Regions from separate parts of the Homo sapiens genome. Here region 2 is linked to region 1. The links are chromatin loops, found by intact Hi-C in ENCODE. Cell type or tissue: heart left ventricle. All regions are shown on one strand.

Region 1 (8,000 bases):
TTGGGGTGAATTCCCTCCATGAGGGGGGACAGGTGTACTCCTCTTATTTATGCTTCTCCATTGCAAAGCAAGATGGCATCTCTCTAGGCAACACCTGGAAGCCAGGGTAACTTTTTGGTGACAAAGCTGAGCCTAAATAGTCTCTGCTGTACTTCCAGTGTCTGTGAGAATTACAGAAATAGGTCACTGAACCTTTTTAAAAATAGAACTGACACATTTGGGGAAAGCATTTTTTCTGCTGAGATAGCACACAGTACAAGATGAAATGATCCCTAGAGGGTAGATGAATTTAGACATTTGGTATTAAAAATAAATAAATAGTCTTAATGACTCACAGGGAACATAGCACCTTTCATAAGAAAGGTCTCTAAACATTGTTACCTGAACAGACCACAATAAATTTCTAATATACAAGGTACAAGCCATTGCCAGCCCCTGCCCACCTACACCTGGCAACAGCTTTTGATGGGAAGAGAAGGGCCACATTGGCTGTGGGCAGTTCCCTCAGCAATGCCAGATGTCCTGTCTCCCTGGGTTTGCTTGATCCCCTCTTAATTTCCTACACAGCCCACCAGCTCACCCTTGGACAGGCATATGGCTGCATAAGAGGCAAGAAGGGGTAGGGTTACCACACTGCCTGCGAGCATCTCCACTCCAGCTCTTCCAAGGCCTTGACCGCTTTGTGTTAGGGCAGCCCCAGAATCCTTTACCCAACGCTCCCCATGAGCTGTCTGGGACCCCAGATCTGCCTGTGCGGGGCCCTTTTCCACTTCCTCCTGAGCCATCTTCAGAAAGCTCCCTCTGGCTATTGCCCAGCCCCTCTTCACACCCCCTGCTGCCTTCAGGAGCCTCATGAATCCACAGTGGACCTCAGGTCTTCTTAAGAGATTCCTAAGGAACTCCCTCCCCTTCCATGCTGGGCTCTGCTACTGAGAAGAGCAAGGTCTGCCGGCTGGAAGGCAGGACCTCGGGGTACTGCGGGGAAGATGCTTTGATTTAGTCCAAGAATGGCAGGAGAATACCAAGAGGGATTGGCTGTCCCAGAAGTGGGGCGTGAATGGAAGCAAGGGGTGAAGTAGAGCAGGGGCAGGGCCACTCGCCTTTTAGGAAGCGTGGGCAGCAGGGAGAAAGGTATAGGGCTGTCACTACCCAGGTATCAGAGCAGTGGCTCTGGGAATGTGGGAAATAGGAGGGGACAGAGGGACAGGTATAAGACATTCTTCAGAAGTAGAACCCACTGAAGATTTGGTGACATAGAGTTGGCACCAAGGGAAAGACGAGTCACAGATGCCATGCAGCACCTTCTAACAAGAACTCAGCTCCTTTCATGATACAAGTGTCCATTCCATAGGAGTGTACTGAGTGCTTACTTTGTGGCAGATACTGCTGTAGACTCTAGAAATGACATGTAGCTACTACCCAAAGGGAGTTTTAATTCTGTTGGGAGAAAGGCAGGCAATGCAGACAACAAAGTAAACAAATAAAAAAGATGATTTCCCATGGTGACAGATGCTCTTGGAAAATAATTTGGGCCGGGGGAATTGTGGGATCGGGAGGACTTTTCAGAGAAAATGACATTGGAGCTGGATAAAAAGAAGGGGCCAGTCCAGGAGAAGCCAGGGCAACAATATTCTAGGTAAATAAAAGAGCCTCTGCAAAATGCCCCAAGGTAGCATCAACCTTAGCACACTTGAGGAGCAGAAAGAGGACCACTGTGGCATGACAAAAAGAATTTTGCAAGACTAAATTGTTTTCTGACCTCCTGCAGAGCTGCCGTTGAAGCCTTACTAACTTAGAGTTTCACCTCTGGTTTCTAGACACTACAAGCCCTTCCCGTTTCTCTTTTCTCTTTCTCTCCAGACCAGCTACAGCAAGGAGGGAGATCAGTAGCCTTAAGACCCCATGTAGGACTTAAGAAAGGACTGGAACCAGTTCAGTCCTCCCAGAAGCCAAATGGGGAGGGGGTCCTGAGGCCAGTCTGGCTCCCTTTTTCAAGAATGTGGTTCTTAACCACCTTTGAGCTATGAACTCCTATAGCAATCTGATACAAGCTGGGAAAAATTACACACACACATAATTCTGTACACAACCTCAGAGAAAGCACATTGTAGACCTTCTCCTAAGGTCGCTACTTTGGCAGTTCTTTCAAAACCAGTCCATTTTCTCATTAAGGCTGTGTCCCTTTCACAGAAGAGAGGATGTGTGAAAAAAAAAAACACCTTATAAACAGCAAATCAACCTATTAATACAGCCTATAAATACAAATTCTTGTAAGATATAGAATAGATCGGTCGGGGGTGGTGGCTCACGCCTGTAATCACAGCACTTTGGGAGGCCGAGGTGGGTGGATCACGAGTTCAGGAGGCTGAGACCAGCCTAACCAACATGGTGAAATCCCGTCTCTACTAAAAATAAAAAAATTAGCCGGGCGTGGTGGCGGGTGCCTGTAATCCCAGCTACTGAGGAGGCTGAGGCTGGAAAATCGCTTGAACCCAGGAGGCAGGGGTTGCAGTGAGCCGAGATCATGCCATTGCACTCCAGCCTGGGCGACAGAGTGAGACTCCGTCTCGGAAAAAAAAAAAAAAAAAGAAAAAGAAAAGAAAAAGAATAGATCTTCCATAGAGATGCATCCACATATAAAATATAACCATAATAATGGTGGAAATATATTTACACAGTGTTTTTACTTTGCAGCACACATATATCATTTTATCCCATTGAAATCCTTGGCACATGGTTAGGGAAGACATTGTTCCATTTTATAGATGAGGACACTGAGGAAGAGAGGGCTAGGTGGCATGCCTGCAATGACAGGGCCGGGTGGCAGCAGCACTGGGACAGGAACCAAGGTCTTGTCACTCCGAGGCCCAGGCTTCCCAAGAGGCACACGGCAGGGCAATGCCATCTTGACCTCTCTTTGAAGTCTCTCCATGGCCTTACGCAGGACCTGGAGGCGCTCACGGCAAAGGCAGTGTTTGTGCACGCACACTTGGCCCACATCAGCCTCCTGGTGAGAAACAGAGACACAGAGGAAATGATGTTTTCTAACACAGGGAAAGAAGCACAGGGCCTGCCTTCAGAAATCAAGGTTGCGTAGACAGAGGGGAACTTTTTACTAGGGCTTCCTCTTGGCCAATTAAACCTAATGACTCATTTCCTTTTTCTTCTGAAAACAAAACAGCATTTTCTCCTACCGTCCTGAAGGAGGAGAAACCTGGAAGATCGCCACCTAGTGGCCCAGACCATCAAGATCGTGGCTCCTTCTCCCCCTGCTACCCCGCCCCCACTTCATAGGCCACCTTGCCTATTAGAAAACTGGACCCATACCCCTCACCATGCAGCAAGATAATCTCAAATGGATCAGAAATTCAAACGTAAAAAATGAACACAAACAAGTATTAGAAGACACATCGGTGGACTTCTTTATACCCTGGGTGTGGGAAGTCTGTCTATGATTCAAATCCCAGACGCAAACCAAAGGGCCTCTGGGCGCTTGCTCCTCCAGCTAAGACAGGAGTTGGGGGGGAAAGGGGATGTGTGTGCAATCTTCACCTCCATGTGGCATCTGCCCTACCCCATTAGAGCTAAGTGACTGTCCCCAACCTGGGCTCCTGGGATCAAGCGGAGGGAAACAGATAAAAAACAATTAAACTGACTGGGCCCACTGCCCCCTTTGCCTTCTTGGCAGACAGGAAAAGAGGTCTCAAAGCTGTGCCTCACAAAAAGGAAGACACTTAAGATATCAAGGGGCATGGAGCTGGGCACAGTGGCTCCCACCTGCAATCCCAGCACTTTGGAAGGACAGGCAGGAGGATCCTTTGAGTCCAGGAGTTTGAGACCCGCCTGGACAAAATATTGAGACCCTGTCTCTACAAAAAGTAAAATAAAATAATTAAAAATTAGCCAGGTGCAGCACTGCATCCCTGTAGTCTCAGCTACTCTGAAGGCTGAGGCAGGAGAATCATTTGAGCCAGGAGGTCGAGGCTGCAGTGAGCCAAGATCACACCACTGCACTCCAGCCTGGGCCAGAGTGGAAGACCTTGTCTCAAAAAATAAAATAAAATAAAAAAGTAGTTTTTTTTTCAAATAAAAATTTTAAGAGAGGCATGGAAACCCAGTCCAAGCTCAGCCTGACACCAAAATGAATGCTTTGCTAATGAAAAATAAAATACTCCAACGGCATAAAATAAAGTATTAATAAATTCAACAACTTTAAAAAAACCTGCTGCATGGCAAGAAAATTGGCACATTGTGAGAAATATTTGCAACATTTTCACAGAAACAGGTTAATCTGTAATATTAGGAATGTAATGAACTTTTAAATATTGAGGGGAAAAGGCCAAAACTTGATAGAAAATTAGGCAAAAGGCGTGAACAAACAGTTCATACACACAGATACAAAAATATGTAGATGGACCTTAAAATACAGAAAGATGTTCAACTTCACTCATTATGTTATAAATATATATTAGAACTACATTGAGATACCAATCTTTATAAAATTGACAGAATTTCAGAAGTTTGACCATGCAGTCCATTGGCAAGGCTGTAATGATTCTCATAATCATTGGTGGGAATGCAAAATGATACACCCCTGTGGAGGGAATTTGGAAATATCTAGCAAAACTATATATGCAATTTACCCTTTGACTCAGTAATACTAACTCCAGGAATTTATCCTGAAAGTACACTTCTACAAATATAAAACAACGTATTTATAAGGTTGTTCACGGAGACATTACTTAAACAGCAAAATATTAGAAACAATTTCATTCAATTAGGATAGTAATTGAATAAACTGTGATGCAGTCACACAATGGAGTACTACACAGCTGACAAGTGTTGAGGAATATTTCTCTGAATTAACATGTAGTAATTTCCAGGATATGTTAAGTGAAAAAAATTAAAGTACTAAATAATGGATATATTATGCTACGTTTTTTGTATAAGAAAGAGAGATACAGGAAGAATAAACCAAAAACAAGTAGTTGCCTATAGGGGATTGGCAGGAATGGAGTGGAAGTAATAAGGATGTGAGTTTACCCTTTCGTATTAGTCTGTTCTCACGCTGCTAATAAAGACATACCCGAGACTGAGTAATTTGTAAAGGAAAGCGGGTTAATTGATTCATAATTCAGCATGGCTGGGGATGCCTCAGGAAACTTACAATCATGGTGGGAGGGGAAGAAAACACGTCCTTCTTCACATGGTGGCAGGAAGAAGTGCCAAGCAGAAGGGGGAAAAGCCCCTTATAAAACCATCAATCTCGTGAGAACTCACTCACTATCACGAGAACAGCAGCATGGGGGTAACCACCGCCATGATTCAATTACCTCCCATCAGGTCCCTCCTACAACTCACAGGGATTGTGCGAACTACAGTTCGAGATGAGATTTGGGTGAGGACACAGCCAAACCATATCAAATTCTGAGTATAGTTTTTGATATATAGTTATATATAACTACATATATAATTTTATATATACATATATATATAGTTTTGACTTTTGAACCTTGTAAAAGTTTTACATATTTAATTTTTTTTTTTTTTGATGGAGTCTCACTCTGTCACCCAGACTGGAGTGCAGTGGCATGATCTCAGCTCACTGCAACCTCCAACTCCCGGGTTCAAGTGAGTCTCCTGTCTCAGCCTCCTGAGTAGCTGGGATTACAGACGTGTGCCATCATAACTGGCTAATTTTTGTATTTTTAGTAGAGATGGGGTTTTGCCATGTTGGCCAAGCTGGTCTCGAACTCTTCACCTCAGGTGATCCACCCACCTCGGCCTCCCAAAGTGCTGGGAATACAAGTGTGAGCCACCACGCCTGGCCCATATTTAAAATTTTTTAAATTTTGAGAGATTTGTCAAAAAGAAAAGCTTAAAATTAAATGCAAATATAAACAAATGAACTTAACTGCATATAAAATTAATAATAGAACCATACAGGAAAAAAAAAAGGTTGAAATGACCTGTGAATACAGTATTCTGACTACCTACCCTTAACTGGATGTATTCTAAGAACAAATAGTATTACAAAGAAGTCTTGAACTTTTCTTAGGCCTGATGTTGGAAATGGGCTTCTGCACTACCCAGAGAGGGGTCCGTTCTGGCTTGTTCTGGATTCCTGTCTTAATTTAAAGGGAAACGTTCACAATGTCCAGAGCCCTTGATGTCCTGCCAATGAAGGAGGAGGATGTCCTCAAGTTCCTTGCAGCAGGAACCCACTTAGGTGACACTAATTTTGACTTCCAAATGGAACAGTACATCTATAAAATGAAAAGTGATGGCATCTACATCCTAAATCAGAAGAAGACCTGGGAGAAGTTGCTGCTGGCAGCTTGTGCCATTGTTGCCATTGAAAACCCTGCTGATGTCAGTGTCATATCCTCCAGGAAAACTGGCCAGAAAGCCACGCCGTTGTTTGCTGCTGTCACTGGAGCCACTCTTGTTGCTGGCTGCTTTACTCCTAGAACATTCTCTAACCAGATCTCAGCAGCCTTCCGGGAGCCACAGCTTCTGGTGGTTACTGATCCCAGGGCTGACCACCAGCCCCTCACAGAGGCATCTTACATTAACCTACCTACCATTGCTCTGTGTCACAGATTCTCCTCTGCACTATGTGGGCCTTGCCATCCAATGCAACAACAAGGGAGCTCACTCAGGGGGTTTGACATGGTAGATGCTAGCCTGGAAAGTCTTGTACATGCCTGGCACCATCTGTGAATGGGAGGTCATGTCTGATCTCTGCTTCCACAGAGATCCTGAAGAGATTGTAAAGAAGAGCAGGCTGCTGCTAGAAAGGCTGTGACCAAGAGGAATTTCAGGATGAATGGACTGCTGCAGCTCCTGAGTCCACTGCTACTCAGCCTGAGGGCGCAGACTGGTCTAAAGGTGGCAGATGCCCTCTGTGCCTATTCAGCAGCTCCCTACTGAAGACTGGAGCGCTCTGCTTGCCACGGAAGACTAGTCTGCAGCTCCCACTGCTCAGCCACTAAACGTGTAGGAGCAACCACTGAATGGGCTTAAGCTGTTTATCCACAGGCTTTTAAGCACCATGAAAAGAAGGCTGACAGAAATAAACACCAATTTATTTTAAAAAGGAAATGGTAGGCCGGGCCCCGTGGCTCACACCTGAAATCCCAGCACTTTGGGAGGCTGAGGCAGGTGGATCACCTGAAGTTGGGGTTCAAGACCAGCCTGATCAACATGGAGAAACCCATCTCTACTAAAAATACAAAATTAGCTGGACGTTGTGGCGCATGCCTGTAATCAAAGCTACTCGGGAGGCTGAGGCAGAAGAATCACTTGAACCCAGGAGAAGGAGGTTGTGGTGGGCCGAGATTGTGCAATTGCACTCCAGCCTGGGCAACAAGAGTGAAACTCCGTCTCAAAAAAAAAAAAAAAAAAAAAAGGAAATGGTATTGGAGCAGTCAGTCATTCTGAAAGTATTTGGGGTGTATTATAGAACAGAGCAAATGATTAAATATATTGATGTTTCCTTTTTGCTAACAGGTGTGTTAAAATAAACTAAATAAATGAATGTATTGATGGTGCTGGAAGTCAGCGTTCCCATTGTGGAGGAAGCAAAGATACAAATACAGATTGGGAAGATGAGGAGGAGTCCTGTGGAGCTGGGTTTTAATTGGAAGAAATTAAAAAAAAAATACTAGTTTTCTAAAAATATGCATTTCCTAGCTCTGTCCACCGAAAGGGTTTATAAACAATGGTATCCCAGTAGCAATGAGCAAACCTAGTGGCCAGAGCTTGGTTTCCCAATGCCATTTTCCACTAAAAGAAACCTTGGAGAAATGGCTGATTCCAGACCTGAAGCAGGGAAAATATGAAGTGAGCCACAAAGTAAGGAAGTGCTCAAAGACTGATGGGGTTATGTCAAAAGGATACTGACATCAGCTTGGAGGAACTTCCACTAACCAAATTTGGGACAATCTGACATCAAAAATAAGTTATTGTAGTAGATTGTAATGCAGACCTCAGAAGAT
Region 2 (8,000 bases), 290 kb before region 1:
ACACCTCCTGCCTGATTCCTATCCAAAATTCTAATTAATAGGAATCCATATTTTCACACAGCTCTGGCAGTTTAAATATGCAAGTGCCTATTCAATGCTCCGAAGACCCCAAGCACCCTTTCAGAGCACATGGCTCTATACAAGGGCTCCCGTGTCTGAAATGCAGACGGCGCCTCGCTGTCACCATCCTAACAGTGTGGCAGCTGCGCTTCCCAAAGCCAGCAAAGTGGGTCCTGTGTGTGCATGGAAGACATGCCTCAGCCACCATCCACCATCTGCCTGGTTGGTGGGTGCACAGCCTCAGCATAGAGAGACAGCTGCCCCTGACAATGGGGAAAACAGCAGCACTTCCTCAGCTCCTTTAGCAACAAGAAAAAAAAAATGTCTGCAGGAAGAATATGTAAAATTACTGCAAATTTCAGATGCAACTGCTATTATGTCTCCTCACAGCTAAATGATCACACGCAGTAGGATGAGGTCTGTTTAGCAACTGTAACAATTAGGCACATTTATATAGAATAAGGCACTAACAAGGCTAAAAGACTATTGTCCTGGACAAAGGGTTCCTCTCATAGGCTCTGCCATCATAAATGATACCTTTAAAAAAGCCTCTTCCTAAAGACTTCTTTTAAGTAAAATGATGATCACTAATTACTTTGTTGTGAGCACAAATAAGAATTACTTTCTTCAAAAATTCTAACTAAATAAATTACTCCAGTCAAAAAGATGTACTCAATTAATTCTTTATTAAGGGCGTTGTAAAATCTAAGTGATTGTTCCAGAGAAGTTAGGCAGTGCCAGGAAAATATTTATCACTTAGCTTAGTAATTATTTACTTAGAAAAAGTTCAAAAAAGGCCGGGCGCAGTGGCTCACACCTGTAATCCCAGCACTTTGGGAGACCAAGGTGGGCGGATCACGAGGTCAGGAGTTCGAGACCAGCCAGGCCGACATGGTGAAACCCTGCGTCTACTAAAAATACAAAAATTTAGCAAAAATTTAGCTGGGCATGGTGGGTGCCTGTAATCCCGGCTACTCAAGAGGCTGAGGCAGGAGAATTGCTTGAACCCAGGAGGTGGAGGTTGCAGTGATCTTAGATCACGCCATTGCACTCCAGCCCAGGTGACAGTGGGAGACTCTGTCAAAAAAAAAAAAAAAAAAAAGAAAAGAAAAGAAAAGAAAAAATAAAAAGTTCTAAAAGTTAAAAAAAAAACTCCAGGCTGGAGCAAGCTGGCAGCCTCTGCCAAGGCAGGCATTCATCTTTTGCCCGTTGGGTTGGGGGCTACCTGGAGGGTCTCAGGGAGTGGCCTGAGGGGGCCACACGGGGGCCTTGGGGGAAGGACTTGCTTCTGACAGGTGAGCAAATATTTCAGTATTGTAACTAGCATAGCTATGCCAGTGTATATGCCAGATGAACGAGGGGCCTAAATAGATAGGTCACATTTGGCTGTTTCATTAAAGATCCCCCGATGTCCTCCACATTCTTATGCATGAGATCATGGGTTCCCCGGAACACAGACTACTGGGGGCTTTGCCCACTGGAGAGATTACTGAAGAAACTAAATGCACACATAAGCCACCTTCCTTAGATATGTTATCTGAGCAAACATAAAACAATCTTAAAAATCATAATATACTCTACAGATTCTTGACTCTCCAGCTAGCAGTGAATAAATGTTCATTTTTTCAGCCTAATTGTTTTCGGACCACTGACTAGAATTACAGCATGAAAAGGCCACTGTCATGTTCAGTATACATTTTTAATAGACATCTTTAAACATTTAGACAAAATATTATTTTTAAATGGCAATTCTTTAACTGGTAAATGTAATTATCTAACTTTATAAAGAAAAAAAAACCTGACAATCAAAATATTCTGTCACTGCTTTAACGAAACACCTAAAATATCTTTTCAGCAAATGAAATGATTCTTTATTTTACGCTTTTAAAAATGCATTAGAATAATTGCTCTGCAACAAATCACCCTCTCTGCTCCGAGCTTGGCTGCCACATTCCTCTCATGTCCATCAATTGTGCACATTGTCATGATACCCTGATGATCACCAGGGGTGAGTCCCCCTAACAGTATGTTTATAAGAGTATTCGGTTGAGCAATCTGCAAAATAATTGTATTTCAATGGAGATATTATACTGTGAAAAAAATCTATTACATGTCAAGTGCCAGATGAAGCAGTTATAGAACCAAGACACATTTATTGGTGCTTTTAATCAACGCAAATAACTTTGCAAGCTGATCATTCCATTGTTTTCTTGTGATTTTAATTTGCTTCTTTAATAACAGAAATATACTTTTCAACTAACAGTCATCACTTGACTTCTGAATGAACAAAACACTAGATTTTTTTTTAATATTCTGGGTCATATCTCTGTATGATTGGAATCTGTTTTCCCAAAGTCCTAGGGCAAAAAAAAAAGTACAGAAGGTAGTGTCCTTACAAAGGTTGTCCAGAAGTCCACATTTTCCTTAAGTCCAAAGAGAGACTAAGGGACCCTTAACCCCATCTGCTGGTGGCAGAAGAGTTGAGGAATTTTTGCTCCAGTGCATTTTATGTGTTCCTCTGTAAAGTTTAATGTTCAAGCAGGTTTTTTGCAGCCTTTGTATTAAATACAACGTGCTTTCTTTCAGCATGTGGGTCATCACCACCACAATGGAGGGTGCTGTAAACTACCTTTTGGGACTAAATTTCAAAACGTACATTTGTATTTCCAGAAAATGTTGAGTATATAAAGCAATCACTCTTTTAAACCTGAACACGTAATAGAAAGCCATAGACTTTCACCGTGACTTGCGATGACCTTGGCAAACCTGACTATGAGCTCTTTGACCTACAATATTGATGAATTCCTCAGGAGAACAAGAGCTCACATTTCCTGAAGGCTGAGTGTGTGCCGGCTTCTGCTTTAAGTGCTCTATAAGCATTCACTCCCATCATACAACAATCCTTTGAGATAAGTCCTATGGTTATCCCAATTTCCTGATGAGGAAACTAAGACGACAGAGATTACACAACTTGCCCAGTCACCCAAACAATTTCCTGAGGTGTCCCCGCTAGATGCTCAACAGTTGTTTGCTGACAGCAACAAACCTGCTTAAGAGAATCTTCTTGTACCAAAAAAAAAAAAAAAACATTTTAAGGTCTTGTCCATGTCTCCACTGCCCACCCAATCTGAATGATGGTTAAAGTCACTCGCTTGGGAAAGTCCAGCATATCATGAAGTTATAGGGAGCTGGAGCTCCCGGGGTCTCTGGGCATCCTTTGTTCTATAGCTCAACAAGCCCTAGCCCTCGGGAAAGTTTTGAATAGCATCCCTTCCTCTTTCTGCCTTTAATCTTATTTGCAGAAAAAATTCATTTGAAATCCCATCCAAACCTCACAGTAGGATTTCCCTTTTAAATATCTGCCTGCCTGTTTTCCAAGCAGGAAGTGTGGCTAATCACAACATTGTAATTGGAAGAGCCCATAGAGGGCTCTCAGCGCCTGTGCTTAGCTCTGGTTACATTCCGCGTTCCTTGAGGCCTCAAGCAAGTGAGGTCTGCCACCAGGAGGGTGCTTCATCTCCACTGTGCCCCCAAACCTGGCCCCGCAGGGCATAGAGAGGAAAGAGGGGTGTCCTGGCTCTGGCCACCCCAGGTTACAGCCTCGGACTCTGCCGTTAGCCATACCCTCTCCACCTCCTGCTCCCAGCCTGCAGCCACGCAGCTCTGCCCACTCATTATCATTAAGCCTGAGCCATCTGAAAGGGACTAATTATCACAGCCCCAGCCCACAGTGCAGTGCAGATCTTGGAAAGGACAGTGCTGACAAGAAGCCTTTCCAGAACAAAGAAAGTCAAACAGATGCTAGACCCCGAGGAACAGCCACCTTATGAGTGGTAGAGGGGTGTGTGTGTGTGTGTACATGTGTGAGAGAGTGTGTGTATGTGACAGAAAGAACAGGTGTGAGTGTGTCTGTGAGAGACCATGTGTGAGAGTGTGTATGTGTGAGTGTGAATAGTGTGAGAGAACATGTGTGAGGGGGGTATGTGTGAGACAGAACTTGTGTGAGTGTGTGTGTGAGAGAGTGTGTGTGTGAGAAAACATGTGTGAAAGTGTGTGTGAGTGTGAGAAAGCATGTGTGCATGTGTAAGACAGGCAGCGGGTATGTGTATGTACACACACCGTGCACAGTATGTGAGCCTGTGGATGCATTAAGTCTGGAGAGGAGGACGTTTTTTGCTGGAGAAATCATTGAAGTTTAGATCAGGAAGCGTCTTGGATCTCAAGAACTGTCTCAGGATTCCAAGAGTTGTGTCTCTTTATAACTATAATATTGAGCACTGATTATGTGCCAGACTGTAGAAAGTATTTCACATGAATCCCAGCATACACCCTATGAACTATGTATACTATTATCTCCACTTTACAGATGAGGAAACAGAGACTCAGAGAGGTTAGGTCATTTCCTCAGTGTCACACAGCTAATTAATGATGGAGCTAAGGGTTGAATCGAGCAGTCTGATGACAGAGTAGTGCTCTAAACGCAATGTTAATGCTTCATCTTATTCCTAATATTAAAGATGCTGTGTGCACTAATTACCACCATTTTCACCCCTGGATCCGAATATTCACACCCATTTCCACAATAGCACAGGGTCTGGGCCAGAGGTTCTTAGATGTTGGTGAACATAAAACCACTTGGGGAGCTTGTTGGAACCCAGAGTCTCAGCTACATCTCGGTGATTCTGATTCCTTTTGTCTGAGGACCTAGGAATGTGCGTCTTCGACAAGCATTCCAGCCTGCAGTGAATTGCAGTGCTGAGATCACAGAGGTGTCTCTATCCTTGTTGAACACAGTGTCTCCCCGCCTCACCATTTCCAGCACTCTCTTGCTAGGGTCAGTGATGTGAAAGCACAAGACCAAAGCGGAGAGGTTGTCTTTTCCTCCAAGAAATTTGTTTTTATGATCCTAAAATTGAGGGAAAAAATAATCTATTTCATAGACTCCCTAAATATACCAAAAATAAAAAGCGAGCCAATTTATTTCAAGAGACTTTAAGTTCTGTGAGAGCAGGCATGGTGCCTGGCACTTACTAGACATGCAATTAAATATGTGTGAAATATTTGGAGATTCTATGAGTATGTGTGTAGTATTCGGAGATCCTATGAATGAATGCAGAACAAAACCAATCTACTCAGAATTTTTGGCATTTCTACTAATAAAGAAACTTGAAATCTTTAAAGCAGAGTTTCTCAATCACACTATTGATATTTTGGGCCTGATCATTCTTCATTGTGAGGATCTTCTGTGCATTGCAGGATGTAGAGCAGCATCCCTGGCCTCTACCCACTAGGTGCCAGTAGCAATCCCTCCCTGCCCAAAGTCAAGGCAACCTAAAATACCTCCAGGCGTTGCCCCATTTCACTGGGTGGCAAAATCACCCCTGGCTGAGAACCACTCATGTAAATAAAGCAAAAGTATTGAATATTTAATTCAGCTTCAAAAATTTCTGATACTTTCAGATATTATGTCCACTAACTAACATTCTAGCCTTCCCCCAAAGAAGTTTTTGTTTTTTTTTAATGGTCATAGAATTTCAGAAAACTTTGCATCTCTTTTCAGGAAACTTTTCTAACATGCTTTTGAAAAGAGATTAAAAGGGATAAAAAGTCTCAAATTTCAGAATACCAGGAATAGAATGCATATCGTAAGAGTTTTTAGAGAGGAAAAAAATACAGTATATATAAAAGAAAAGAAATTGGAATAATATAGGCCTTCTTCTAGATGCTAGAAGACGTACACAAATATTTTCAAAATTCTGAGGTAAAGTTATTTTCCATCTAGAATTGTATACTCAGTCCAGTATTCAATCAAATATGAGATCTGAATAAATTTATACTTGGACTTGCAAATAATCAAAAAATTTACCTCCGGCCAGGCACAGTGGCTTATGCCTGTAATCCCAGCACTTTGGGAGGCCAAGGCAGGTGATCACAAGGTTGAGACCAGCCTGGCCAATATGGTGAAACCACGTCTCTACTAAAAATACAAAAATTAGCCAGGCATAGTGGCAGGTGCATGTAGTCCCAGCTACTCGGAAGGCTGAGGCAGAAGAATCGCTTGAACCCGGGAGGTGGAGGTTGCAGTGAGCCAAGACTGAGCCACTGCCCTCCACCCTGGGTGACAGAGAGAGACTCCGTCTAAAAAAAAAAATTTACTTCCATATGCCCTTTCTTACAAAGCTCCTGAAAGATATCCTTCCACAAATGGAGAGATTCAACCAAAAAGAAACGTGAGCTCCAGGGAAGAGGATATCTGACATGGACAGAGGATGTAGACGTCCCCCACACCCAAATAGCAACCCCGTCCAAATCTGAGAGAGGGTGAGGACTCTGCGACAGGAGTCTGTGGGAGGAAAAATAGAGATGATCAAGTGTTTGCAACTGGACAAATCATTGATAGACATTGATTGACAGATGTGTTAGTAAATTTGGAGAAATCGTAATGATATGTATTTAGAACTGAGCAAGTGAAAAAGGGCAATTATTTACCTCAGAAATAATTGAGGAAAATAATTCAGAAATAAATGAGGAAAATGATTATGTTACACATTTTGACTGGGCAGTGAACAAGATTTGCACAGTCATAGCAATGTAAACACTGACTTTTTTTTTTTGAGACATTCTCATTCTGTCACCCAGGCAAGAGTGCAGCAGCACGATCTCAGCTCACTGCAACCTCAACCTCACAGGTTCAAGCAATGCTCATGCCTCAGCCTCCCGAATAGCTGGGACTACAGCCGCCCACCACCATGCCCGGCTAACTTTTGTATTTTTTGTAGAGACAGGGTTTCGCTGTGTTGGCCAGGCTGGTCTCGAACTCCTGGCCTCAAGTGATCCACCCACCTTGGCCTCCCAGAGTGCTGGGATTACAGGTGTGAGCCACTGCACCCAGGAACACTGACTATGAATTGAATTAAAATCATGATTAAGTATATACTATGGCTTGAATGCGTCCATTCCAAATTCACGTTGAAACTTATTGCCACTGTGGTGTTATGAAGAGGTGACGCCTTTTGAGAAGTGATTAAGTCATGAGGCCCTTGTGAATGGACTAGTGCCTTATAAAAGGGCTGGAGGGAACTAGCTTAGGCCCTTTTCTGCTCCTTCTCTCCTCCACCGTGTGAAGACACCTAGACAGCATCCTCTATGAGGAACAGCCCCTAAACCTGCTGGCACTTTGATCTTGAATTTCCCAGCCTCCAGAACTGTGAGAAATAAATCTCTATTGTTTATGAATCACCCTGTCTCAGGTACTTTGTTCTAGTAGACCAGCTAAGACAAAATATCCAAAGAATGTTGGTAAGAGAAGAGGGAGGGGGGGTAAGAGAGCTAAATTATTACCTAACACACCAAAAGTCCATAGAGAAGGACTAAAGCATGAAGTCACGTATGTGCATATTATTTGGAAACAGTATGTGCCAGTCAATGCCAGAAGAAAGGATTAAGAGAGTTGAAAGCGGTTGCCTCTGGAGAAAAAGACTCGAAATGGGGGGAGGGGAGTGAAGGACCACTGCTGTTTGTTAGAGGCTTTTTTCTCCCTGTTGTTTAACTGTGTGCACGTGTTACCTTCGTAAAAGCAAAGGCCATCTTAGAGATCTAATAAATGACAAACTGTATAGACATGACTCTGGTACCTGGAGCACAGTGAGTGCACTGACACCAGTAGCTGGGAGGACTATTATTACGGATGCCCCAGTGGCACTTGCCATGTGCCTGCTCCTGCCATCCAGTGAACGGCTGGCTCCCTCTCTCCTGCTCCCTCTGTCCATGCAGAATCGAGTGTTCATATTAGGAACGACATCGGTGCATTGTTTGTGGGGCTTTCTCTCCATTTTCACTTCCATCACCTACTAGCCTTCTTGCTGCCATTTGCTTCAGGGCTTTCCTGCCCCTCTGCCTGGAACGCCTGCCTCCCTGATGCTGCCTCCCAGACATGCTTA

What was found. A loop is a pair of places that touch in the nucleus more often than their neighbours do. Peaks named below come from ENCODE experiments on the same cell type or tissue, not always from the same donor. Only the 100,000 strongest peaks of a DNase experiment are listed, where the experiment ranks them.
Region 2: it touches region 1 in a loop (5-fold over the local background); 25 of 110 quality-filtered maps call a loop at or near these places.

The regions. Positions count from the first base shown.
Region 1 is chr2:174,036,855-174,044,854 of GRCh38, forward strand. It overlaps the pseudogene RPSAP24. Among named protein-coding and RNA genes, the nearest start is that of LINC01960, 16 kb to the left of the region's middle. RefSeq lists enhancers at 310-810, 811-1,311, 3,067-3,361 and a silencer at 2,963-3,363. In heart left ventricle, CTCF peaks have their summits at 3,227 (motif pointing left) and 3,433; DNase peaks (open chromatin) are centred at 2,937 and 3,247; H3K4me3 peaks cover 357 bases; H3K27ac peaks cover 1,162 bases.
Region 2 is chr2:173,746,997-173,754,996 of GRCh38, forward strand. No RefSeq gene overlaps it. Among named protein-coding and RNA genes, the nearest start is that of SP3, 210 kb to the right of the region's middle. RefSeq lists enhancers at 1-226, 227-726. In heart left ventricle, CTCF peaks have their summits at 2,518 (motif pointing left), 3,497 and 5,387 (motif pointing right); no DNase peak of the experiment used is centred here.